Regions from separate parts of the Homo sapiens genome. Here all the other regions are linked to region 2. The links are chromatin loops, found by intact Hi-C in ENCODE. Cell type or tissue: HCT116. All regions are shown on one strand.

Region 1 (8,000 bases), 270 kb before region 2:
GAAAAATAGAGGACAGGGCCGGGCGCGGCGGCTCACGCCTGTAATCCCAGCACTTTGGGAAGTCGAGGCAGGTGGATCACCTCAGGTCAGGAGTTCAAGACCAGCCTGGCCAACATGGTGAAACCCCATCTCTACAAAAACAATTAGCCATGCATGGTGGCGGGCACCTGTAGTCCCAGCTACCCGGGAGGCTGAGGCAGGAGAATCGTTTGAACCCGGGAAGTGGAGGTTGCAGTGAGCCGAGATCGCGCCACTGCACTCCAGACTGGGTGAGAGAGCACAACTCCATCTCAAAAAAAAAAAAAAAAAAAAAACAGGACAGAATCTCTAAAGGTGATGTTTAATAAGGACACAAGGAGAAAACAAGAGCATACATTTATTTGGGTTCAGAAATTACATCTCATGAGAAACTGCTCACTGCTATTTTATCTGTAGCAGCAGTTGCAGTCTAGCCATTCTCATGGGGGCAGCAGGCTATAATCTAGAACCTTACTTTTTTTTTTTTTTGAGACACAGTCTCGCTGCATCTCCCAGGCTGGAATGGAGTAGTGTGATCTCGGCTCACTGCAACCTCCTTCTCCTGGGTTCAAGTGATTCCCCTCCCTCAGCCTCCTGAGTAGCTGGGATTACAGGGGTCTACCACCAAGCCTAGCTAATTTTTTGTATTTTTAGTAGAGACGGGGTTTCACCATGTTGGCCAGGCTGGTCTCAAACTTCTGACCTCAGGTGATCTGCCTGCCCCAGCCTCCCAAACTGCTGGGATTACAGCCATGAGCCACAGCAGCCGGCTTTTGTTGCTTATTTCTTTCTTACTGTACACGTGCTAACAAAAAAGGGATGGTGGAGCCCCCAGGGTGGACATGCCCAGCCCCAGGTAGCTGTTTCTTTTTTTTTTTTTTTTGAGACGGAGTCTCGCTCTGTCTCCCAGGCTGGAGTGCAGTGGCGCAATCTTGGCTCACTGCAAGCTCCACCTCCTGGGTTCCCACCATTCTCCTGCCTCAGCCTCCTGAGTAGCTGGGACTACAGGCGCCCGCCACCACACCTGGCTAATTTTTTTTTTGTATTTTTTAGTACAGACAGGGTTTCACGGTGTTAGCCAGGATGGTCTCGATCTCCTGACCTCATGATCTGCCCACCTCGGCCTCCCAAAGTGCTGGGATTACAGGCGTGAGCCACCGTGCCTGGCCTTTTTCTTTTTCTTTTTCTTTTTGAGACGGAGTCTCACTCTGTTGCCCAGGCCAGAGTGCAGTGGTGCGATCTCAGTTCACTGCAACCTCCACCTCCTGGGTTCAGGTGATTCTCCTGCCTCAGGCTCCTGAATAGCTGGGATTACAGGTGTGTGCCACCACGCCTGGCTAATTTTGTATTTTTAGTAGAGATGGGGTTTCACCATGTTGGCCAGGCTGGTCTCGAACTCCTGACCTCAGGTGATCCACCCACCTTGGCCTCCGAAAGTGCTGAGATTACAGGCGTGAGCTACCGTGCCCGGCCACAGGTAGCCCTTTTTATCGGTGCAGCTGCTGGCATCCCCTGCTGCAAGCTTCCAGCTTCCTTATTTGTGTTTGCAGCCCAATCTTCCAGGCTGTTCTTTGTTAGAAAATAAGTGATTTCTTGGGCTGCTTTTTGTTAGAAGGGAAGTTCTACCGAGGATTTTTTGTTTCCAAAAAAAAAAAAAATAGGCAACGTAGAGTAGCTACTCACCTGCATAATAAGAGATTGGGTTGGGGGCTGCCAGAGATTTGCGCCCTATGCGGATGGCACATCTGGTCCTCACCGGTTTTTCACGGTCTATTTAGATCAGATACAGCCTCCCTGCTAGCTTGTCTGTAAAAATCCTTGCCTTTTTTTTTTTTCTGAGGCGGAGTCTCACTCTTGTCCCCAGGCTGGAGTACAATAGAGCGATCTTGGCTTACTGCAACCTCTGCCTCTCGGGTTCAAGAGATTCTCCTGCCTCAGCCTCCCAAGTAGCTGGGATTACAGGCACATGCCACCAGGTCTGGCAAAATTTTCTTGTATTTTTGTAGAGATGAGGTATTACTACATTGGCTAGGCTGGTCTCGAACTTCTGACCTGAAGTGATCTGCCCACCTCGGCCCCCCAAAGTGCTGGGATTACAGGCATGAGCCACCGCGCCCAGCCATGTGCCCATTTTTTTTTTTTTTTTGAGATGGAGTCTCGCTCTGTCGCCCAGGCTGGAGTGCAGTGGCGCGATCTCGGCCCACTGCAAGCTCCGCCTCCCGGGTTTACGCCATTCTCCTGCCTCAGCCTCCCGAGTAGCTGGGATTACAGGAGTGTGCCACCACGCCCGGCTAATTTTTTGTATTTTTTAGTAGAGACGGGGTTTCACCATGTTAGCCAGGATGGTCTCGATCTCCTGACCTCGTGATCCACCTGCTTTGGCCTCCCAAAGTGCTGGGATTACAGGCTTGAGCCACCCCGCCTGGCCGTGCCCATTCTTAAGCCAGTCATATTGGCTGAGGAGGGGCTGGGCTGATTGGCCAGGTTCTCTCCTAGAGATGGTGTGGGCTGTACCACACCTAAGGCAGTGGCCCAAGTCTGAGAATGGAGGGAGAGGACCCTCCCCCTTAGGGACCTGCTGTTGGTCAGCAGCCAGTGATCTTGGGTGCACTGCATTTCCTCTCTGGGCCTCAGTGCCTTCATCTCCAAGCTCAGCTCAGAGCATGGCGGTGGTGTCTGCTGATCATATTGGTTTAGTCATCAGCTATTTAGTCAGTACCTTCTCAGGGGCACAGCTGGGGGCACAGGGGATGCCTCTCAGTGACGTTTGAGCTGAGACTGAAGAGTTCAGGCAAATGCATCTGGGGGAAGACTGCTTCAGGCAAAAGGCTAGCATGTGCAAAGTCCCTGAGGAGGCAGAGTGTTCAGCGGAGATGGAGGGAGAGGAGGCAGCAGGGGCGGCAGGGCCAGATCCAGTTGGCCACAGGAAGAAATGTGGGTTTCATCCTGTGTGTGAGCGGGAAGCCCCGAGCACATTTGCAGCTGTTATGATCCATCTGGTGGGTAATCCCTGGCATGCAACTGTTTTATTCCCACTCTGGGGCCGGGATGCCTGGGTTCAAATCAAATTCTGCCACTTCCCAGCTCTGTGATCTCGTTCCAGTTCCTTACCATCTGTGAGCCTCGGTTTCTCCATCTGTAAAGTGGCGGGGGGGGAGTCATTCCGAAGCCCAACTGGAGATGAGAACTCTTAAAGGCACCGTGGGGCACCTGGTGGATGACCCCAGGAAGCTCTTGCGGGGCTTGAGAATGTGTGGCAGGGAGGGAAGATGTCCTGCAGGGGGAGCCCATGAGCAGGTGGCTCCGTGGGCACCTGGGGCTCAGTCCAGACGCAGCGCAGCCTAGTGGGTGCACCTGGGAGTGGTCTGCCCAGGGGTGACGCTCCGGCCAGCCCAGGCTCAGCCAGGGGGCTCTGGGTGACAGTGTAGGCTCCAGGCTGAGGGTTGCCCTGCGGGGTGCCAGCTCTCCTGCTAGTCCTGCCCTGTGTGCCTGCTGAGGCTCAGACAGGGATGTGGTATCTCCAGGAAGCTGCTTGGCAGAATCGAGGGACCACGAAGGGGTGCGGGTAGGGGGAGGAGGAAAGACACTGCATCTGCTTGGATAGAAGTTGCATCCGGCCAGGCACAAGTGGCTCACACCTGGAATCTCACACTTTGGGAGGCTGAGGCAGGAGGATTGCTTGAGGCCAGGAGTTCAAGACCAGCCTGGGCAACAGAGCGAGATCCCCCATCTCTACAAAAAAATCTGTAGTCCCAGCTACTCGGGAGGCTAAGGCTGGAAGATCACTTGAACCCAGGAGTTAGAGGCTGCAGTGAGCTGTGATCATGCCACTGCACTCCAGCCTGGGCGGCACAGGGAGACCCCCAACCAAAAAACAACAAAAAAAGCTGCATCCTAGACCCTTTGCAAGAGACTGAACGAGTCCTAGGAGTCAATGTGGTCCCTAATGGAGTGTGGACGATTCTGCAGCCATCATCATCCTTAGGCTGTTCCGCTCATAGGATTAGCTCCCTGGGTGGGGCGGTCTCGGGGTCTCTCCTCTGATCCGGGCTCCCCACCGCCTGCCGGTCCCATCACCCACTTCCTCACCCCGTCCCCCAGGTGGTTCAGTACATCGGGGAGATCTGCCGCTACCTGCTGAAGCAGCCGGTGCGCGAGGCGGAGAGGCGACACCGCGTGCGCCTGGCGGTGGGGAACGGGCTGCGTCCTGCCATCTGGGAGGAGTTCACGGAGCGCTTCGGCGTACGCCAAATCGGGGAGTTCTACGGCGCCACCGAGTGCAACTGCAGCATTGCCAACATGGACGGCAAGGTGCACACCGGCAGGGCCCCGGGGCAGGTCTCGGAGTTCAGGGAAGACCACTGTCTCCTCTTCCTGGGGCCCCTGGGATACATAAAACAGCCTGGACTGGCGCGGAAGGCTCCGCCAAGGCGCACGCAGGGCGGGGTGTAAGGGGAGTTCCTGGGACTCCCGGTGCACCACCAGAGGGACAATCCTGCAGCCTGCACAGATAGTCATGTGACTGTGGTCCTTGGGTCAGGAGAGTTGGAGGATAGGTATGGCTGTGCGCCCTGGCAAGTGCCTCAGCCTTTCTGAGCCTCAGTTTCTGCGTGTGGAGATTAGCAAGGAGAATAGGGCTCTGTGTACCGTGCTGTTATTTTGTTGTTGTTGTTTGAGACAGAGTCTCGCTCTGTCGCCCAGGCTGGAGTGCAGCCACGTGATCATAGCTCACTGTAGCTTTCAGTTCCTGAGCTCAAGCAATCCTCCTGCCTCAGCCTCCCAAGTAGCAGCAAACAGATACCTTCATAATTAGCAACTACTTACTCTCTTAATCATCTCCATTCTCCGCTTGCATGAATCTCCCTCTCCTTTCCCAAGCCCCTCCCATCCAAGGCCAAGAACAGACCGTAATAATGATCATAAAGCAAATGTCGGCTGGGCACAGTGGCTCACACCTGTAATCCTAACACTTTGGGAGGCTGAGGCAGGAGGATCACTTGAGCCCAGGAGTTTGAGACCAGCATAGCCAATGTAGTGAGACCCCCTTTTCTACAGAAAATAAAAAATTAGCCAGGCATGGTGGCAGGTGCCTGTAGTCAATGCTACTAAGGAGGCTGAGGCGGGAGGATCACGTGAGCTCACGAGATCGAGGCTGCAGTGAGCTATGATTACACCACTGGACTCCAGCCTGGGCAACAGAGTGAGACTCTGTGTCTCTAAAAAGGAAAAAAAAAAACAGCAAGTGCCATGGGGGCTGGGTCCTTAATGCCAAGAACAATGCTCCTTCCTCAGTGTGCTTGGTGTTGGATGGCCAGCCCCCAGGGCACTTTTGCTCACTGTAGCTCAGATTCTTGCATAGGAAACACACCAGGCCAGGCACGGTGGCTCACGCCTGTAGGGTCCAGCCCCACAGGGTCGGTGGGTTTTTCTCCCTGTGTGCGGAGACGAGAGATTGTAGAAATAAAGACACAAGACAAAGAGATGAAAGAAAAGACAGCTGGGCCCGGGGGACCACTACCACCAAGAGGCGGAGACCGGTAGAGGCCCCGAATGTCTGGCTGCACTGTTATTTACTGGATACAAAGCAAAAGGGGCAGGGTAAAGAGTGTGAGTCATCTCCAATGATAGGTAAGGTCACGTGGGTCATGCGTCCACTGGACAGGGGGCCCTTCCCTGCCTGGCAGCCGAGGCAGAGGCAGAGAGAGGGAGAGAGAGAGAAAGACAGCTTATGCCATTATTTCTGCATATCAGAGACTTTTAGTACTTTCACTAATTTTGCTACTGTTATCTAGAAGGCAGAGCCAGGTGTACAGGATGGAACATGAAGGCGGACTAGGAGCATGACCACTGAAGCACAGCATCACAGGGAGACGGTTAGGCCTCCGGATAACTGTGGGCAAGCCTGACTGATGTCAGGCCCTCCACAAGAGGTGGAGGAGTAGAGTCTTCTCTAAACTCCCCGGGGGAAAGGGAGACTCCCTTTCCCGGTCCACTAAGTAGCAGGTGTTTTTCCTTGACACTAAGGCTACCGCTAGACTAGACTTCCCAGACGCTGGCGTCACCGCTAGACCAAGGAACCCTCTGGTGGCCCTGTCCGGGCATAACAGAAGGCTCGCACTCTTGTCTTCTGGTCACTACTCACTGTGTCCCCTCAGCTCCTATCTCTCTATGGCCCGGTTTTTTCTAGGTTATGATTACAGAGCGAGGATTATTATAATACTGGAATAAAGAGTAATTGCTACAAACTGATGACTAATGATATTCATATATAATCATGTCTATGATCTAGATCTAGTATAACTCTTGTTGTTTTATATATTTTATTATACTGGAATGGCTCGTGCCCTCGGTCTCTTGCCTCGGCACCTGGGTAGCTTGCCACCCACACACGCCTGTAATCCCAGCACTTTGGGAGGCTGAGGTGGGTGGATCACTTGAGGTCACGAGTTCGAGACCAGTCTGGCCAACATGGCAAAACCCCATCTCTACTAAAAATACAAAAAAAAAAAAAATTGTTTGGGCTCAGTGGCATGCGCCTGTAATCCCAGACTCAGGAGGCTGAGGCATAAGAACCACTTGAACGTGGGAGGCAGAGGTTACAGTGAGCGAAGATTGCGCCACTGCATTCCAGCCTAGGCGACAGAGTAAGACTCTATAAAAAAAGGAAGGAAGGAAGGAAGGGAGGAACGGAGGAAGGGGGAAAAGCAGAAAGAAACACACCAGACAGGGTGTAGTGGCTCAAACATGTTGGAGAAGCATTTCTGTTCATAGAACCATGCCAAGCAGGGCGGCGGGCAGCAGGTGAAGCTCTGCAGTGTCTGACGTAGCTGTAGTGTCCACACAGAGGCATCTACTTCCTGCCAGCATGGAGGGTTTTGTGGATCAGGAAGTGGGTGCCAGCCAGAGGTCTTCTCTTGACTGAATGCAGGCTGGGAAGGTGGGAGGAGGGGCCCTGAGTTGGAGGCGACGCTTACTACCCTGCTTTTGCAGATCAGCCAAGGTCACAGAGCTTAGAATGACACTGGAGGTGCTAGGTCCAAGCCCCAGGGCAAGGCAGGCAAAGTGTTACTGAGAAGGACCCCGCATATCCCCGGCTCCTTCCAACTCAGTTCACCCCATTCCAGGTCGGCTCCTGTGGTTTCAACAGCCGCATCCTGCCCCACGTGTACCCCATCCGGCTGGTGAAGGTCAATGAGGACACAATGGAGCTGCTGCGGGATGCCCAGGGCCTCTGCATCCCCTGCCAGGCCGGTGAGCAGGGCCCCCGCATGGTCCCCACCCGGAGCAGGGGTCCCCACGCCCTGCCTGCCTAGCGCAGCCTGAACATGGCCTTCTCCCTAGGGGAGCCTGGCCTCCTTGTGGGTCAGATCAACCAACAGGACCCGCTGCGCCGCTTCGATGGCTATGTCAGCGAGAGCGCCACCAGCAAGAAGATCGCCCACAGCGTCTTCAGCAAGGGCGACAGCGCCTACCTCTCAGGTGCGCAGCCTGCTAGGCCCCGGTGACTGGCTGTGCGGATGGGGATCCTCCACCCATCTGCCCCTCTCCCCTCTGCCAGGTGACGTGCTAGTGATGGATGAGCTGGGCTACATGTACTTCCGGGACCGTAGCGGGGACACCTTCCGCTGGCGAGGGGAGAACGTCTCCACCACCGAGGTGGAGGGCGTGCTGAGCCGCCTGCTGGGCCAGACAGACGTGGCCGTCTATGGGGTGGCTGTTCCAGGCAAGCTGGGGTTGCAGGGGGTGGTCCTGAGGCATGGTCCTGAGGGAGCTCAGCCAAAAGGGGCTTAGAAGTACACATGCCTTTGGGCAGTGCACAACCTGGACAACTGCTCATGGCAGCCCAGGAGGAAGCACTGGATCTGGAGCCAGTTCACCTGGGTGATGTTGAGCCTCAGTTTTGTCATCCAGAAAATGGGATCATGAAAGCCCACCTGTCTTAGGGCTTCAATGAGCCAAGCAGGAGCTCCACAAAATGTGTG
Region 2 (8,000 bases):
TTCCATTTGACTTCCAGTATCCCCTGTGGCCACATAATTCCTCATTTATGGAAAGACACAAAGAGAAAAGGGGAGGAGACTGAGACAGAAACGGCAGAGAGACTCAGAAAAACGGAGAGAAAGACAGAGACACAAAGACAGAAGGAGACAAAGACACAGAACAAATGAGATTCCTCCCCAGCAACTATAGGACAAAAAGAAAATCCCAGGCTTCTCTCTGATTGGACAAATTTAAGGTCCATAGACAATCCCTATGGCCCAGGGGAAATGCAGCAAGCTGATTCGCTCAGGCCCGAACAAGTCCCTACAGCCAAGGGGATGGACTTCTGCTCCTTGGCCACGCCCCCGTTGCTAAGCAACTATGATGTTCTCTCCATCCTTTCTCAATCTCTATTCCCATCCCCTGCAGGGCGAGAAAAATCATGGCTTTGAGGTCCTGTACCACAGCGTGAAGCAGGGGCCCATCTCCACCAAGGAGCTGGCGGACTTCATCCGGGAGAGGTGAGGTCCCCAAGCCCCATCCACCAGAGGCCACGCCCACCATCCTGTAGTCACGCCCACCTAATGGCTACGCCCTGCATGGTCAGGGGCTAGAACCCTGGGGATTCCAGGAACCAGAGGGGCTCGAAAATCCTGGAAATGACCGATTCTCAACCCGGTCAGGCCCATATCTCCTTTTAAACAACAATCACCTGATTTCGAAAGCTCCCCTCCTCAAAAGAGGATGATATAACCTACTCAAGGTTGGAATTTTTTTTTTTGGAGACAAGATCTTGCTTTGTTGCCCAGGCTAGAGTGCAGTGACCCAATCATAGCTCACTGCAGCCTCGAACTCCTGAGTTCAAGAGATCCTCCTACCTCAGCTCCCGAGTAGCTGGGACTATAGGCATGTACCACCACATCTGGCTTTTTTTTTTTTTTTTTTTTTTAAACAGAGTTTTGCTCTTGTTGCCCAGGCTAGAGTGCAATGGTGCAGTCTCGGCTCACTGTAACCTCTGCCTCCCGGGTTCCAGCAATTCTCCTGCCTCAGCCTCCCAAGTAGCTGAGACTACAGGTGCCTGCCACCACGTCTGGCTAATTTTTTTATTTTTAGTAGAGACGAGGTTTCACTATGTTGGCCAGGCGGGTCTCAAACTCCTGACCTCAGGCGATCCGCCCGCCTCAGCCTCCAAAAGTGGTGGAATTACAGATGTAAGCCACTGCACTCTGCCTTTTTTTTTTTTTTTCTTTTTGGAGACAGAGTCTCACTTTGTTGCCCAGGGTGATCTGATCATAGCTCACTGCAGCCTCGACCTACCGGGCCCAAGCGATCCTCCCACCTCAGGATCCTGAGTAGCTGGGACTACAGGCATGCACCACCACACCTATCTAAGTTAAAAAAAATTTTTTTTGTAGAGAAGGAGTCTCATTATATTGCCCAGGGTGGTCTCGAACCCCTGGGTTCCAGTGATCCTCCTGCCTCGGCCTCCCAAAGTGCTGGGATTACAGGCATGAGTCACCATGCCCAGCCTACTACTGTTGTTAATAAAATATATTACGTAAGAAAAAATCTTCTATGAATTTTCAAAACATCCCTCAGAGTGTTGTGTCATCCCCCCATTATGGAAAGCCACTGCTAAGGTGTTTGAGATGGGGAAACTGAGGCCCAGAGGAGCAGTGCCTCTCTCAAGGGTGTCTGAAAGCTTCTTCATCTTTTTTTTTTTTTGCGATGGAGTCTTGCTTTGTCACCCAAGCTGGAGTGCAGTGGCACGATCTCAGCTCACCGCAACCTCCACCTCCTAGGTTCAAGCGATTTTCATGCCTCAACTTCCCCAGTAGCTGGGAATTACAGGCATGCACCACCACACCTGGCTAATTTTTGTATTTTTAGTAGAGACAGGGTTTCACCAAGTTGGCCAGGCTGGTCTTGAACTCCTAACCTCAGGTGATCCGTCCGCCTCGGCCTCCCAGAGTGCTGGGATTACAGGCGTGAACCACTGCGCCCGGGCAGTTTCTCCATCTTTACCTCATTCTCCTCCCCAGGGCCACCATCGAGGAGACCTACTCGAAGGCGATGGCGAAACTCTCCAAGCTGGCCAGCAACGGGACCCCCATGGGGTGAGTGGGGTAGGGGTCACCAACATGGGGACATTGGGAGCCTCCTCCTTGGTGGACATCTCTTCACACTCGGTGCATGTAGAATAGAGTGTCATCCACCTCGATTATGGGGCTATTTGGATAGAGGGATGTATATCATTCATTCACACACTAGCTCATTCATTCATTCCACAAATATTTTTTGAGTGCCTTCTGTGTGCCAAGCACCAGCAGCAACCCAGACAGATAAAACCCCAGCCACCTTCATGCAATGTACATCTGGGCTGTGTGAGAAGAGAGATGTTAAATACAAACAAAAACATTTTTTTTCTGAGGTGAAAAGTGCTGGGAAGGGGGCCAGGTGCGGTGGCTCATGCCTGTACTCCCAGCACTTTGGGAGGCTGAAGTGGGCGGATCACCGGAGGTCAGGAGTTCAAGACCAGCCTGGGCAACATGGTGAAACTCCTCTCTACTAAAAATACAAAATTAGTCGAGTGTGGTGGCGGGTGCCTGTAATCCCAGCTACTCAGGAGGCTGAGTCAGGAGAATCGCTTGAACCCAGGAGGCGGAGGTTGCAGTGAGCCGAGATTGTGCCACTGCACTCCAGCCTGGGCAATAAGAGCGAAAACTCTGTTTTGAAAAAAAAAAAAAAAAAAGTGCTGGGAAGGGAATGAGATAGGAGTGTGAGAGATCGGGCACTTTCTCTGGGGTGGGCCCGACCTCCCTGAACTGAGACCTTAATAGAAAGGGGCAGGCCATGGGGATGTCTGAGGGACAGAGACCCGGGCAAGTGGCTCAGCCAGTGCGAAGGCCCTGAGTTGACAGGCGTGGCATGTTTACGGAAGAGTGAGGAGGCTGGCCTGGCTGCAGGGCTTGGGCAACGTGGAAAGGAAGTAGGAGGGGAGATGGCAGGGTGAGGCCTCAGGGGCCTGACACACAAATGACTTTGCATGAACCTTGTGCCCGGGCGCGGTGGCTCAAGCCTTTAATCCCAGCATTTTGGGAAGCTGAGGTGGGAGGATCACTTGAGGCCAAAAGTTCGAGACCAGCCTGGGCAACATGGAGAAACCCCTGTCTCTACTAAAAATGCAAAAATTAGCCGGGCATGGTGGCATGTGCCTGCAGTCCCAGCTATTTAGGAGGCTGAGGCAGGAGGATGGCTTGAACCCAGGTGATGGAGGCTGCAGTGAGCCATGATTGTACCACTGCACTTCAGCCTGGGTGACAGAGCCAGACCATGCCTCAAAAAAAAACAAAAATAAAAACAAAACACATAATGTGGTCCCCCGATGGCATTTGCAGTTTTCTTTGTGGCTGCTATGAGGCAAAAGTTCTGTGGGGCAGGCAGAAGTGGAGGCAGCAGGAGGAGAAGGTGGAGGGAGGCTGGATGGGGCTTCTGCTGAGTGGGGCAGGCCAAATTGACTCGATTGGGGCATGTGGTGTCTTAGTCACTCTTTTTTTTTTTTTTTTTTTTTTTTGAGACAGAGTCTCACTCTGTCGCCCAGGCTGGAGTGCAGTGGCGCGATCTTGGCTCACTGCAAGCTCCGCCTCCTGGGTTCACGCCATTCTCCTGCCTCAGCCTCCCGAGTAGCTGGGACTACAGGTGCCCACCACCACGCCCGGCTAATTTTTTGTATTTTTAGTAGAGACGGGGTTTCACCATGTTAGCCAGGATGCTCTCTCAATCTCCTGACCTTGTGATCTGCCCACCTCAGCCTCCCAAAGTGCTGGGATTACAGGCGTGAACCATTTTTTTTTTTTTTTTTGAGATGGAGTCTCGCTGTGTCACCCAGGCTGGAGTGCAGTGGTGTGATCTCGGCTCGCTGCAAGCTCCACCTCCCGGGTTCAAGCGATTCTTCTGCCACACCCAGCTAATTTTTGTATTTTAAGTACAGACGGGGGTTTCACCATGTTGCTCAGGCTGGTCTGGAACTCCTGACCTCAAGTGACCTGCTCGACTCGGTCTCCCAAAGTGCTGGGATTACCAGGGCCTGCGTTTAAATTCCAGCTCTAATGTTGATTTGTTGAGGGGCCTTGGGAGGAGCTATAGAGCTCCCTATGCCTCAGTTTCCCCATCTGTCACAGGCCCGCCTCTTACAGCTGCCATGGAGATTATATGAATTAGTATTCATTCATGTTTAGCAGGGCTCAGCGTGCAGCACATACCTGAGCCAGTGCCAGCGCTGTCCCGGGGTGGGGTGAGCCTGATGAACCCTGGGTGTGACCTTGCCCGCCCCCAGGACCTTCGCCCCGCTCTGGGAGGTCTTCCGCGTCTCCTCGGACAAGCTGGCGCTGTGCCACCTGGAACTGACACGGAAGTTACAGGATCTCATCAAGGACGTTCTCCGCTACGGCGAGGAACAGCTCAAGACCCACAAGAAGGTGTGTGTCGTGGGCGCCGCCCAGCGGCTGGGTGGGTGTGGAACACCGGCAGCTCACAGGACCCCAGATCTTCTGGGGCTTTATAACCTGCGGATGTCCGCCTCCGAGAATTCCGTTAATTCCACAACGTCAAGCCCAGGGTCTTACGGACCTGAGCGTTGTTGAATTTCAAACTTGCAAAATTCCAGACCAGGAGTTAGCACACTGTGGCCCACGGGCCAAATCCCGCCCACCCCCCACCAATGTTTGTACAGCTAAGAAGGGTTTTTTTTTTTTCTGCTTGTTTGTTTTTAAGAGACAGGGTCTCACTCTGTCACCCACATGCAGTGGCGTGATCAGAGCTCCCTGCAGCCTCAAACACTTGGGCTCAAGCGAACCTCCTGCCTCAGCCCCCACAGAATAGCTGGGACTACGTTGCACGCCACCATGCCTGGCTAATTTTTAAAAAATGTTTGGGCCTGGCGTAGTGACTCATGCCTATAATCCCAGCACTTTGGGAGGCTGAGGCAGGAGGATGGCTGGAGCCCAGGATCCTACAGGAGTTTGAGACCAGCCTGGGCAACATAGGGAGACCCCATCTTTACCAAAAAAAAAAAAACACCCAAAACTACCCAGGCATGATGGCACATGCCGGTAGTCCCAGCTACTCAGGAGGCTGAGGTGGGAGGATCACTTGAGCATGGGAGGTCGAGGCTGCAGTGAGCCATGATCATGCCACTGCACTCCAGCCTAGGCAACAGAGAAAGACTGTCTAAAAAAAAAAAAAAAAAAAACAAGAGAGAGAGATGGGTTATCACTGGTTTTTACATTATTAAAGGGTTAGAAAAAAATCTAAAGAAAAATAAAATTTCACCACATGTGAAAATTGTATGACAGTCACATATCAGTGCCAGTAAATAAAGTTTTATTGGCACAGAGCCATGCCCATTGATGTGCCTGTCATCTGTGGCTGTTTGGCACTGCAGCGACAGATTCAAGTGTTTGTATCAAGCCAAACACATTTGCTATCTGTCCCTTTACAGAAAACATTTGCCAACAGCTGTTCTAAAGCATTGGAAGTTACAGATATTCATATTTACTATTTTTACACTCTTATAAACCTAGAATCAGAAGAACCATCTTAGACTCTTAGAATTCCACAATATCCAAAGCTTATAATTGTAGAATCATAGATGCATTGTCTTTACAGAGTTCCAAAATCTGCATGTTTTTATGTCTTGTTTAAAAAGGGGGTTGGTAATACTTTGTTTTTGTTTTGTTTTGTTTTGTTTTTTTGAGATGGAGACTTGCTCTGTTGCCCAGGCTGGAGTGCAGTGTGCACAATCTCAGCTCACTGCAATCTCCATCTCTTGGGTTCAAGCAATTCTCCTGCCTCAGCCTCCCAGGTAGTTGGGATTACAGGTGTGCTGGTGCACGCCTGGCTAATTTTTTGTATTTTTAGTAGAGACAGTGTTTCACCATGTTGGCCAGGCTGGTCTTGAATTCCTGACCTCAGGTGATCTGCCCGCCTCAGCCTTCCAAAGTGTTGGGATTACAGGTGTGAGCCACCGCGCCTGGCTTTGCTGATTTTTAAATTTTTTGTATAGAAGGGATCTTGCTAGCCAGGAGCGATGGCTCATGCCTGTAATCCCAGCACTTTGGGAAGTTGAGGCAGGCATATCACTTGAAGTCAGGAGTTCCAGACCAGCCTGGCCAACATGGTGAAACCCTGTCTATACTAAAAACACAAAAATTAGCCAGACGTGGTGGCACACACACCTGTAATCCCAGCTACTCAGGAGGCTGAGACAGGAGAATGACTTGAGCCTGGGAGGTGGAGGTTGCAGTCAGTTGAGATCGCGACACACCACTCCAGCCCGGGCAACAGAGTGAGACTCTGTCTCAAAAACAAAACAAGGCAAAAAAAAAAAAAAGGAGAGAGAGAAGGGGTCCTGCTGTGTTGCCCAGGCTGGTCAAACATCTAACATATCTGCCTCAGCCTTCCAAAATGTTGGCATTACAGGCATGGGTCACTGTGCCTGGCCAGGAGTGAATTTTTAAGTGGTAAAAGCAGGCCAGGCGTGGTGTGCATGCCTGTAGTCCCAGCTACTTGGGAGGCTGAGCTGAGGTGTGAGAATTGCTTGAGCCTAAGAGTTAGAGACCAGTTTGGGCAACACAGTGAGACCCCATCTCTTAAAAAAAAAAGCTGGGCACAGTGACTTATGTCTGTAATCCCAGCACTTTGGGAGGCTGAGGCGGGCAGATCACCTGAAGTCGGGAGTTCAAGACCAGCCTGGCCAAAATGGTGAAACCCTGTCTCTACTAAAAATACAAAATTAGCCGGGCATGGTGGTGCATGCTTGTAATCCCAGCTACTTGGGAGGCTGAGGCAGGAGAATCGCTTAAACCCGGGAGGCGGAGGTTGCAGGGAGCTGAGATTGTGCCACTGCACTCCAGCCTGGGTGAAAGAGCAAGACTCCGCCTCAAAAAAAAAAAAAAAAAAAAGGCCTGGCACGGTGGCTCAAGCCTGTAATCCCAGCACTTTGGGAGTCCGAGGCAGGCAGATCACGAGGTCAGGAGATCGAGACCATCCTGACTAACACGGTGAAACCCCGTCTCTACTAAAAATACAAAAGAAAAATTAGCCGGGCGTGGTGGCGGCGCCTGTAGTCTCAGCTACTCAGGAGGCTGAGGCAGGAGAATGGCGTGAACCCGGGAGGCGGAGCTTGCAGTGAGCCAAGATCGCGCCACTGCACTCCAGCCTGGGTGACACAGCGAGACTTCGTCTCAAACACACACACACACACACACACACACACACACACACACACACACACACACACAAAACGGTGAGTTAAGCAACACAGTCTGCCACTGTTTGTCATAAAACTTGGGTTAGAACAAGCATCTTTATCCATATGCGGATTATTTCTAGAGAAGTATCACAGTAATAATTGGGGACTTCTAGGCTGGAGGGCCCATATATGGGAGGCTTTTTCCTGGCTTACCTCTTACAACTTTCTGAAATATGAACCATGTGTAAATAGTACTTTTTTTTAAAGTTAAAAATGTTTTGAAATGAAAAACGTACAGGCCGGGCGTAGTGGCTCACACCTGTAATCCCAACACTTTGGGAGGCTGAGGCAGGTGGATTGCTTGAGTGTAGGAGTTTGAGACCAGCCTGGGCAACATAGCAAGACCCCATTGCTATTAAAACACACACACAGAGGCCGGGCGTGGTGGCTCACACCTGTAATGCCAGCACTTTGGGAGGCCAAGGTGGGCAGATCACCTGAGGTCAGGAGTTAGAGACCAGCCTGGCCAACATGGTGAAACCCCGTCTCCACTAAAAATACAAAAAATTATCTGGGTGTGATGGTGAGCACCTGTAATCTCAGCTACTTGGGAGGCTGAGGCAGGAGAATTGCTTGAAACCGGGAGGCAGAGATTGCAGTGAGTCGAGATCGTGCCACTGCACTCCAGCCTGGACAACAAGAGCGAAACTCTGTCTAAAAAAAACCAAACCAAAACACACACACACACATAGAAAAAGACTGTGGAGC
Region 3 (8,000 bases), 330 kb before region 2:
TGCCCCAGGCCAGCCGACAGTGTCCGGTGCATTCTGGATGCAGGCAGGCTGCTCTCCCAGCCTCCCTCCAGGGCTGCAGGTGCTGTGGCAGTGGCCATGGACCCAAAGGGGTCCCCAGGCTCTGGACAGGTTGAATAGGGGGTCCGACGATGGATACCCTGCTGAGGCTGAGCTCTGGGGCTGGCCTTGGAGACTTCGGCAGGGCGGGCGAGGTCGTCTTCAAAGGATGGCGGGGACAACTCATGGAGCCCACGGCGGGCAGCCCGGGCAGCCCGGAGGAGAGTGTGGGTCAGCACAGCCACCAGAACCAGGGTGCCCGAGCCGAGGATGGAAGCAGCTGCTGCGCCTGTCTCGATCTCGAAAAGTAGCAAGGCATAGATGGACAGTGCTAGGGAAGGAAACGACTCTCATTTATTCAGTCAACAAACATTTGCCCTCCAAGCCCTCAGGGAGTTCTTGCACACAGGGAGAAATTACGAAAAGCCCTGCCACATGACAGGCACATAGAATAGGCATTTAATCCTCCCACATCCCACTCGTGCATCATCATCACATCCATTTTACAGAGAAGAAAGCTGGGGCCCAGAGAGGTTAGGGGACTCCTCAAAGCCACACAGCCAGGAAGTGACAGAGGTGGGATTTTAACCCAGGCTGGTGGGCTCCAGAGTCTGTGCTCTGAAGCACAGTGCTGCCTCCGAAGGAGACAACAGAAAGAGACTAATTTCAGCAGCTGTGGGCCAGGGCTTCCCTGAGGAGGAGCTATTTGAGCTGAGACCCTGGGGAAGAAGCAGCAGTTTTTGGGAGAGCTGAGGAGGATGACAGCTGCAGGGACATGGCAAGTGCAGAGGTCCTGAGGTGGAAACACCCAAGAGTGTCCGAGGCTCAGAAAAAAGCAAAACGGGTTCTGGCCGGGCTCAGTGGCTCACGCCTATAATCCTAACACTTTGGGAGGCTGAGGCAGGTGGATCACTTGAGGTCAGGAGTTTGAAACCAGCCTGTGCAACATGGTAAAACCCTGTCTCTACAAAAAATACAAAAATTAGCTGGGCATCGTGGCGGGCGCCTGTAATCCCAGCTCCTCAGGAGGCTGAAGCAGGAGAATTGCTTGAGCCTGGGAGATGGAGGCTGCAGTGAGCCGAGATCGCACCACTGCACTCCAGCCTGGGTGACAGAGTGAGACTCAGTCTGAACAAAAAGAAAAGAAAAAAGAAAAATGGGTTGTGTAGCTGGAGCAGAAAGGTGGAGAGGTGGGGGAGAGATGGAGGAGTTAAGGAAGGAGTGGATGTTGGGGACCAGATGAGGGTGGGGGCCACAGAAAGGGGTGTGGGTCTTCTCCTTCTTCTCCTTCTTCTTCTTTTTCTTCTTGTTCTTGTTCTTGTTCTTCTTTTTTTTTTTTTGAGACAGGGTCTTGCTCTGTCACCCAGGTTGGAAGGCAGTGGCTCGGCTACAGCTCACTGCTGCCTCAACCTCCCCAGGCTCAGGTGATTCTCCCACCTCAGCCTCCTGAGTAGGTGGGACTACAGGTGCATGCCACCATGCCTGGCTAATTTTTTTTTTTTTTTTTTTTGAGACAGAATCTTGCTCTGTCACCCAGGCTGGAGCACAGTGGTGTGACCTCTGTTCACTGCAACCTCTGCTTCCCGGGTTCAAGCGATTCTCATGCCTCAGCCTCCCAAGTAGCTGGGATTATAGGCACCCACCACCACGCCAGCTAATTTTTGTATTTTTAGTAGAGACAGGGTTTCACTATGTTGGCCAGGCTGGTCTTGAACTCCTGACCTCAGGTGATCCGCCCACCTTGGCCTTCCAAACTGCTGGGATTACAGGCATGAGCCACTGGGCCCAGCCTGATTTTTGTATTTTTAGTAGAAACGGGGTTTCGCCTTGTTGCCCAGGCTGGTCTCCAATTCCTGAGCGCAAGTGGTCCTCTAGCCTTGGCCTGCCAAGAGGGCTGGGATTACAGGCGTGAGCCACTGTGTCCTACCGGGTTTTCTTCTAAGAGCAATGAGTAGGGGGATTTTGGAGCTGGGGAGGAACAGGACCTACCTGCTCTATCTTTTTTTTTTTTTTTTTTTGAGACTGAGTTTTGCTCTTGTTGCCGAGGCTGGAGTGCAGTGGCACAATCTCAGCTCACTGCAACCTCTGCCTCTCGGGTTCAAGCAATTCTCCTGCCTCAGCCTCTTGAGTAGCTGGGATTATAGGCATGCACCACCATGCCTGGCTAATTTTGTATTTTTAGTAGAGACAGGGGTTTCACCATGTTGGTCAGGCTGGTCTCGAACTCCTGACCTCAGGTGATCCACCTGCCTCGGCCTCCCAAAGTGCTGGGATTACAGGCATTAGCCACTGCGCCCGACACCTGCTCTATCTCTTAAGAAGCCTCCCTTGCCGGGCACGGTGGCTCACACCTGTAATCCCAGCACTTTGGGAGGCCGACGTGGGCGGATCACAAGGTCAGGAGATCGAGACCATCCTGGCTAACACGGTGAAACCTCATCTCTGCTAAAAATACAAAAAATTAGCCGATCGTGGTGGCGGGCGCCTGCAGTCCCAGCTATTCAGGAGGCTGAGGCAGGAGAATGGCGTGAACCTGGGAGGCGGAGCTTGCAGCGAGCCGAGATCACGCCACTGCACTCCAGCCTGGGTGACAGAGCGAGACTCCATCTCAAAAAAAAAAAAAAAGCCTCCCTGTTGGTGGAATACCCATATGAGGGAATATGATGCAGCATGTAAGGAATGAGGCACCGCTCCATTCTACAATGTGGATGAACCAGGAAAACATCGTTCTGAGTGAGAGAAGCCAGATGCAAATAGCCACAGAGTGTGAGGTGTCATTGATCTGAAATGTCCAGAACAGGCAAATCCTGGCCGGGCGCAGTGGCTCATGCTTGTAATCCCAGCACTTTGGGAGGCCGAGGTGGGTGGATCACCTGAAGTCAGGTGTTGGAGACCAGCCTGGCCAACATGGTGAAACCCTGTCTCTACCAAAAATATAAAAAGTAGCCAGGTGTGGTGGCACGTGCCTGTAATCCCAGCTACTTGGGAGGCTGAGGCAGGAGAATCGCTTGAATCTGGGAGGTGGAGATTGCAGTGAGCCGAGATCGCGCCGCTACCCTCTACCCTGGGCAACAGAGCAAGACGCTGTCTCGAGAAAAAAGAAAAAAAAAAAAATACAAGCAAATCCATAGAGACAGACAGTAGATTAGTGGCTTCCAGGGATGAGGAAGGGGCAATGGGGAGTGATTGCTAATGGAGACAGGGTTTCCTGTTGGGTGATGAAAATATTCTGGAACCAGATAGTAGCGATCGTTGCCTAAGACCGTGAATGTGCTCAATCCCACTGAACTGTTCACTTTAAAGTGGGTAACGGCTGGGCGAGGTGGCTCACACCTGTAATCCCAGCACTTTTGGAAGCCGAGGTGAGAGGTTGCTTGAGGCCAGGAGTTCGACGCCAGCTCAGGTGACATAGGGAGACCAGTCCCTACAAAAAATAAGAAACTATCGAGGAATGGCAGTGCTTGCCTACGGTCCCAGCTAGCTGCGGGGCTGAGGCAGAAGAATTGCTTGAGCCTAGGACATGGAGGCTGCAGTGAGCTATGATCACACCACTGCACTCCAGCCTGGGTGACACAGCGAGACCCTGTCTCAAAAAATGGAAATAAAATACACTGGTTAAAATGGTATTTTTTTTTTTTTTTTTTTTTTGAGATGGAATCTCGCTCTGTCACCCAGGCTGGAGTGCAGTGGCGCAATCTCGGCTCACTGCAAGCTCTGCCTCCCGGGTTCACGCCATTCTCCTGCCTCAGCCTCCCGAGTAGCTGGGACTACAGCCGCCCGCCACCACACCCGGCTAATTTTTGTATTTTTAGTAGAGATGGGGTTTCACCTTGTTAGCCAGGATGGTCTCGATCTCCTGACCTCGTGATCTGCCCGCCTCGGTCTCCCAAAGTGCTGGGATTACAGGCGTGAGCCACCGCGTCCGGCCTAAAATGGTAATGTTTTTGTTATGTGTACTTTGCCACAGTGAAACTGCAACTTAACTGGGTATGGTGGTGTACACCTGTAGTCCCAGCTACATGGATTGGGAGACTGAGGCAGGAGGATTGCTTGAGCCAGGAGTTCAAGTCCAGCCTGGGCTACATAGCAAGACCCTGTCTCTAAACAAACAAAACCAGAAACACCCCCAGCAACTCAGCTCTCAGGGTCCTGCATCTCTGTCTGTCTCTGCCTGGGGTGGGGGTGAGGGTCAAGGTGGAGGAGCCAGCCTCTGCTCTCTACTCTCTGGTGCCCACAGGTTTGCCACGCCCCAGGCTTGGGGGGCATTGAGAGATTCACAACCCCTCTCTGGCCTCAGTTAGCCAATGTGAATAAGAAGGGACCTTGAGGGACCGGGCGTGGTGGCTCACGCCAGTAACCCCAGCACTTTGGGAGGCCGAAGTGGGCGGATCACTTGAGGCCAGGAGTTTGAGACCAGCCTGGCCAACATGATGAAACCCCGTCTCTGCTAAAAATACAAAAATTAGCTGGGCGTGCTGGTGGGCTCCTGTAATCCCAGGTACTTGGGAGGCTGAGGGAGGAGAATCGCTTGAATCTGGGAGGTGGTGGTTGCAGTGAGCTGGGATCACTCTACTGCACTTCAGCCTGGGCAACAGAGCAAGACTCCATCTCAGAGAAAAAAAAAAAAAAAAAAGAAGGGACTTTGAGGACCTGAGCTAGCTAGCCCTCCATCAGCCTCTCCAGCATACAGTTGGCACCATTCTTAGTGGTGGTGCATCGTAGGACGTTTAGCAGCTTTTACCCACTAGATGTCAGTAGCATCCCACCCTCAACTCTGTGGCGACCACCAAAAATGTCTCCAGGCAGTGACAAAAGTTCCTCTGAGGCCAGAATCAGTCTCAGTGGAGAATCCCTGGTTTGGTCCCTATCTCTACACTGCAGAGTGGATTTGGGATCACTAAGCCACTTTGGCATCAATGATGTCCTCATTGGACCAAGCTCAGCCAATCAGAGCATTAATTGCTTCCCCTGATGTTAGTGATTGGTGGAGGAATATTACATGGCCCAAGCTCAGCCTATCAGAGTCAGCCCTGAGACTTTAGCCTGGGCTACTGGGACAGATAGATTTTCCTGCAGCGTCTAGGGTATTGGTAGGAGAGGGGCCCAGAACACATGGGGGACTTTTTTTTTTGGCACTTTCCAGGCTGTTTATACGCGTTCTCTGGCTCTGTACTATTGCTTTGGAAGATATCACACTGCATGATGTCCCACATGTGAAAGCAAGGCCAAGGACTTTTTTTTTTTTTTTGGCTGGAAACATTTTGAAAGGGATTTTGTAATTATTCTTTTAGTTCTAGCTAGCGATGAATGGATGATTGGTTGGATGTGCTTGGGAATTCTTGCTGAATGAGGTCACCTAGCCTCAAAAACAATCTAAATGGGAGGTGAATGAATTCTCAATTTTACGCTTAGTGAGGCTGACATAATGTTACCTTTTTTTTCCTTTTGTAATTGTTCTTGTATTTTAGAATGAGGATATCTTATTCCCTAGGTCTTTAATATTTCTGTTGGCCTGTGCAAAGACTCAAGGCTCCAGGCATCGTGTCAAAAGTGCTTACAGATAGAGGCATCTTTCTCAGAGAGAAGCCCATTCAGGGAACAGCAGATGAACAGGTGAAGTGACAAGCATTTCTGTTTCTTTTTTCTTTTATTATTATTATTATTATCAACAACATCATTTTTGAGACAGAGTCTCACTCTGTCACCCAGGCTGTGCAATGGCACAATCTCGGCTCACTGCAACCTCCGCCCCCTGGGTTCAAGCGATCCTCCTGCCTTCAGCCTCCTGAGTAGCTGGGTCTACAGGCATGAACCACCATGCCTGGCTAATTTCTTTCTTTTCTTTCTTTTTTTTTTTTTTTTAGATGGCATCTCACTCTGTCGCCCAGGCTGGAGTGCAGTGGCATGATCTTGGCTCAGTGCAACCTCTGCCTCCCAGGTTCAAACAATTCTCCTGCCTCAGCCTCTGGAGTAGCTGGGATTACAGGGGTATGCCACAATGTTTGGCTAATTTTTGTATACTTAGTAGAGATGGAGTTTCACCATGTTGCCCAGGCTGGTCTCAAACTCCACCTCAAGTGATCCACTCGCCTCGGCCTCCCAAAGTGCTGGGATTACAGGTGTGAGCAACCACACCCGGCTGAGAGGCATTTCTGATAACCTAATTTGAGTGCCTGGATCCAGCCACACCTGAAGCCAACTTCCCCTGACAATTTCAGATGCACAAGTCATCCATCCCTTCTCCTTTTTTTAAAAAAAAAACTACTTCTGGAGCATTTCATTAAGTCAAACAACAAAAGTTATGCAGTGTTCCGTGCACTTCACATATATAAATTCCCACAGTGAGCCTTAGGCTCACATCTCATTAAAAATATTTTGAGGGCCTGGCGTGGTGGCTCAGGGCCGGGCGTGGTGGCTCACGCCTGTAATCCCAGCACTTTGGGAGGCCGAGGTTGGTGGATCACCTGAGGTCAGGAGATCGTAGACCATCCTGGCTAACACGGTGAAACCCCGTCTCTACTAAAAATACAAAAAATTAGCTGGGCGTGGTGGTGGGCACCTGTAGTCCCAGCTACTCAGGAGGCTGAGGAAGAAGAGTGGCATGAACCCAGGAGGCGGAGCTTGCAGTGAGCCGAGATCACACCACTGCACTCCAGCCTGGGCGACAGAGCGAGACTCCGCATCAAAAAAAATTTTTTTAATATATCTTTTTAAACATTTATTTATTTATTTATTTATTTATTTATTGAGATGAAGTTTCAGTCTGTCACCCAGGCTGGAGTGCAGTTGCACGATCTTGGCTCTCTGAAACCTCCACCTCTCAGGTTCAAGTGATTCTCCCACCTCAGTCTCCCGAGTAGCTGGGATTACAGGCAGCTGCCACCAGGCCCAGCTAATTTTTTTGAATTTTTAATGGTGGGGTGGGGGGGCGGTTTCAGCATATTGGCCAGGCTGGTCTTGAACTCCTACCCTCAAGTGATTCACCCACTTTGGCCTCCCAAAGTGCTGGGATTATAGGCATGAGCCACCGCGCCCGGCCTAAATATCTTTTTAAATTTCTATTTTCTGTGGTGGGACTATGAAAAAAAAACAGTAATAGCAAATCCTGTTTTTCATTCAGTAGGATATTTTTTCTTCCTGTAAAACAGATTGTTTACAGGGCTGGCAGGGACTTATATATGATTCAGCATTGAGTCCGCAGCATCATCAACACATTTGTTTCAAGATTAAAACCAAATATAAGGCGTTAGGAGTCTCTTGAAAGACACTTAATGATTTCATTCCTTTACCAGCCCGGATGGATGAAAGAAAGTTGATTGAAGAAAAGTTATTACAAATCAGGAAGGAAGGACAGTGTGATGCGTTCCAGCATCTGGGGTATCCTTTTTTTTTTTTTTCTCAAGCCATTTTTGAGCTGGAGATTGATATTTGTAACCAAAACAGCTTTCACTCATTCCAACCTGTAAAATGCTATCTTTTTTTTTTTTTTTTTTTTTTTTTTTGAGACGGGGTTTTGCCCTTGTTGCCCAGGCTGGAGTGCAGTGGCACGATCTTGGCTCACTGCAACCTCTGCCCCCTGGTTCAAGTGATTCCCCTGCCTCAGCCTCCTGAGTGGCTGATATTATAGGCGCCCACCACCATGCCCGGCTAATTTTTTTGTATTTTTAGTAGAGATGGGGTTTCACCATGTTGGCCAGGCTGGTATCAAACTCCTGACCTCAGGTGATCCACCAGCCTCGGCCCCTCAAAGTGCTGGGATTACAGGCGTGAGCCACTGCGCCTGGCCAAAATGCTATCTTTAGACACCACGCAGGCCATGAAAATTTTTGTTCAAACAAATTATAAAACTGATGAATCAGAAGTGTTCTGATGACAGCTAGCATTTGTGGAGTCCCTGCTGGAGTCAGATGCCATCCACGGGCTTTTTTTTTTTTTTTTTTTTA

What was found. Peaks named below come from ENCODE experiments on the same cell type or tissue, not always from the same donor. Only the 100,000 strongest peaks of a DNase experiment are listed, where the experiment ranks them.
Region 1: it touches region 2 in a loop (5-fold over the local background); 4 of 110 quality-filtered maps call a loop at or near these places.
Region 3: it touches region 2 in a loop (5-fold over the local background); 17 of 110 quality-filtered maps call a loop at or near these places.

What each region holds. Positions count from the first base shown.
Region 1 is chr19:17,493,136-17,501,135 of GRCh38, forward strand. It overlaps SLC27A1 (solute carrier family 27 member 1), which reads left to right. Exons shown (of 12, transcript NM_198580.3): 7 at 4,120-4,329; 8 at 7,143-7,269; 9 at 7,360-7,497; 10 at 7,577-7,741. All of the region lies in intron 1 of PGLS-DT (PGLS divergent transcript), which reads right to left. Among named protein-coding and RNA genes, the nearest start is that of PGLS, 15 kb to the right of the region's middle. RefSeq lists enhancers at 5,459-6,003, 6,356-7,224, 7,225-8,000. In HCT116, CTCF peaks have their summits at 3,291 (motif pointing right) and 3,503; a DNase peak (open chromatin) is centred at 3,306; H3K27ac peaks cover 875 bases.
Region 2 is chr19:17,762,353-17,770,352 of GRCh38, forward strand. It overlaps FCHO1 (FCH and mu domain containing endocytic adaptor 1), which reads left to right. Exons shown (of 29, transcript NM_015122.3): 5 at 410-501; 6 at 2,023-2,097; 7 at 4,317-4,458. Among named protein-coding and RNA genes, the nearest start is that of FCHO1, 15 kb to the left of the region's middle. RefSeq lists an enhancer at 3,866-4,403. In HCT116, a CTCF peak has its summit at 4,480; DNase peaks (open chromatin) are centred at 271 and 4,449; H3K4me3 peaks cover 610 bases; H3K27ac peaks cover 1,135 bases.
Region 3 is chr19:17,436,540-17,444,539 of GRCh38, forward strand. It overlaps TMEM221 (transmembrane protein 221), which reads right to left. Exons shown (of 3, transcript NM_001190844.2): 3 at 1-388. Among named protein-coding and RNA genes, the nearest start is that of TMEM221, 8.1 kb to the right of the region's middle. RefSeq lists a silencer at 4,781-4,830. In HCT116, a CTCF peak has its summit at 4,812 (motif pointing right); no DNase peak of the experiment used is centred here.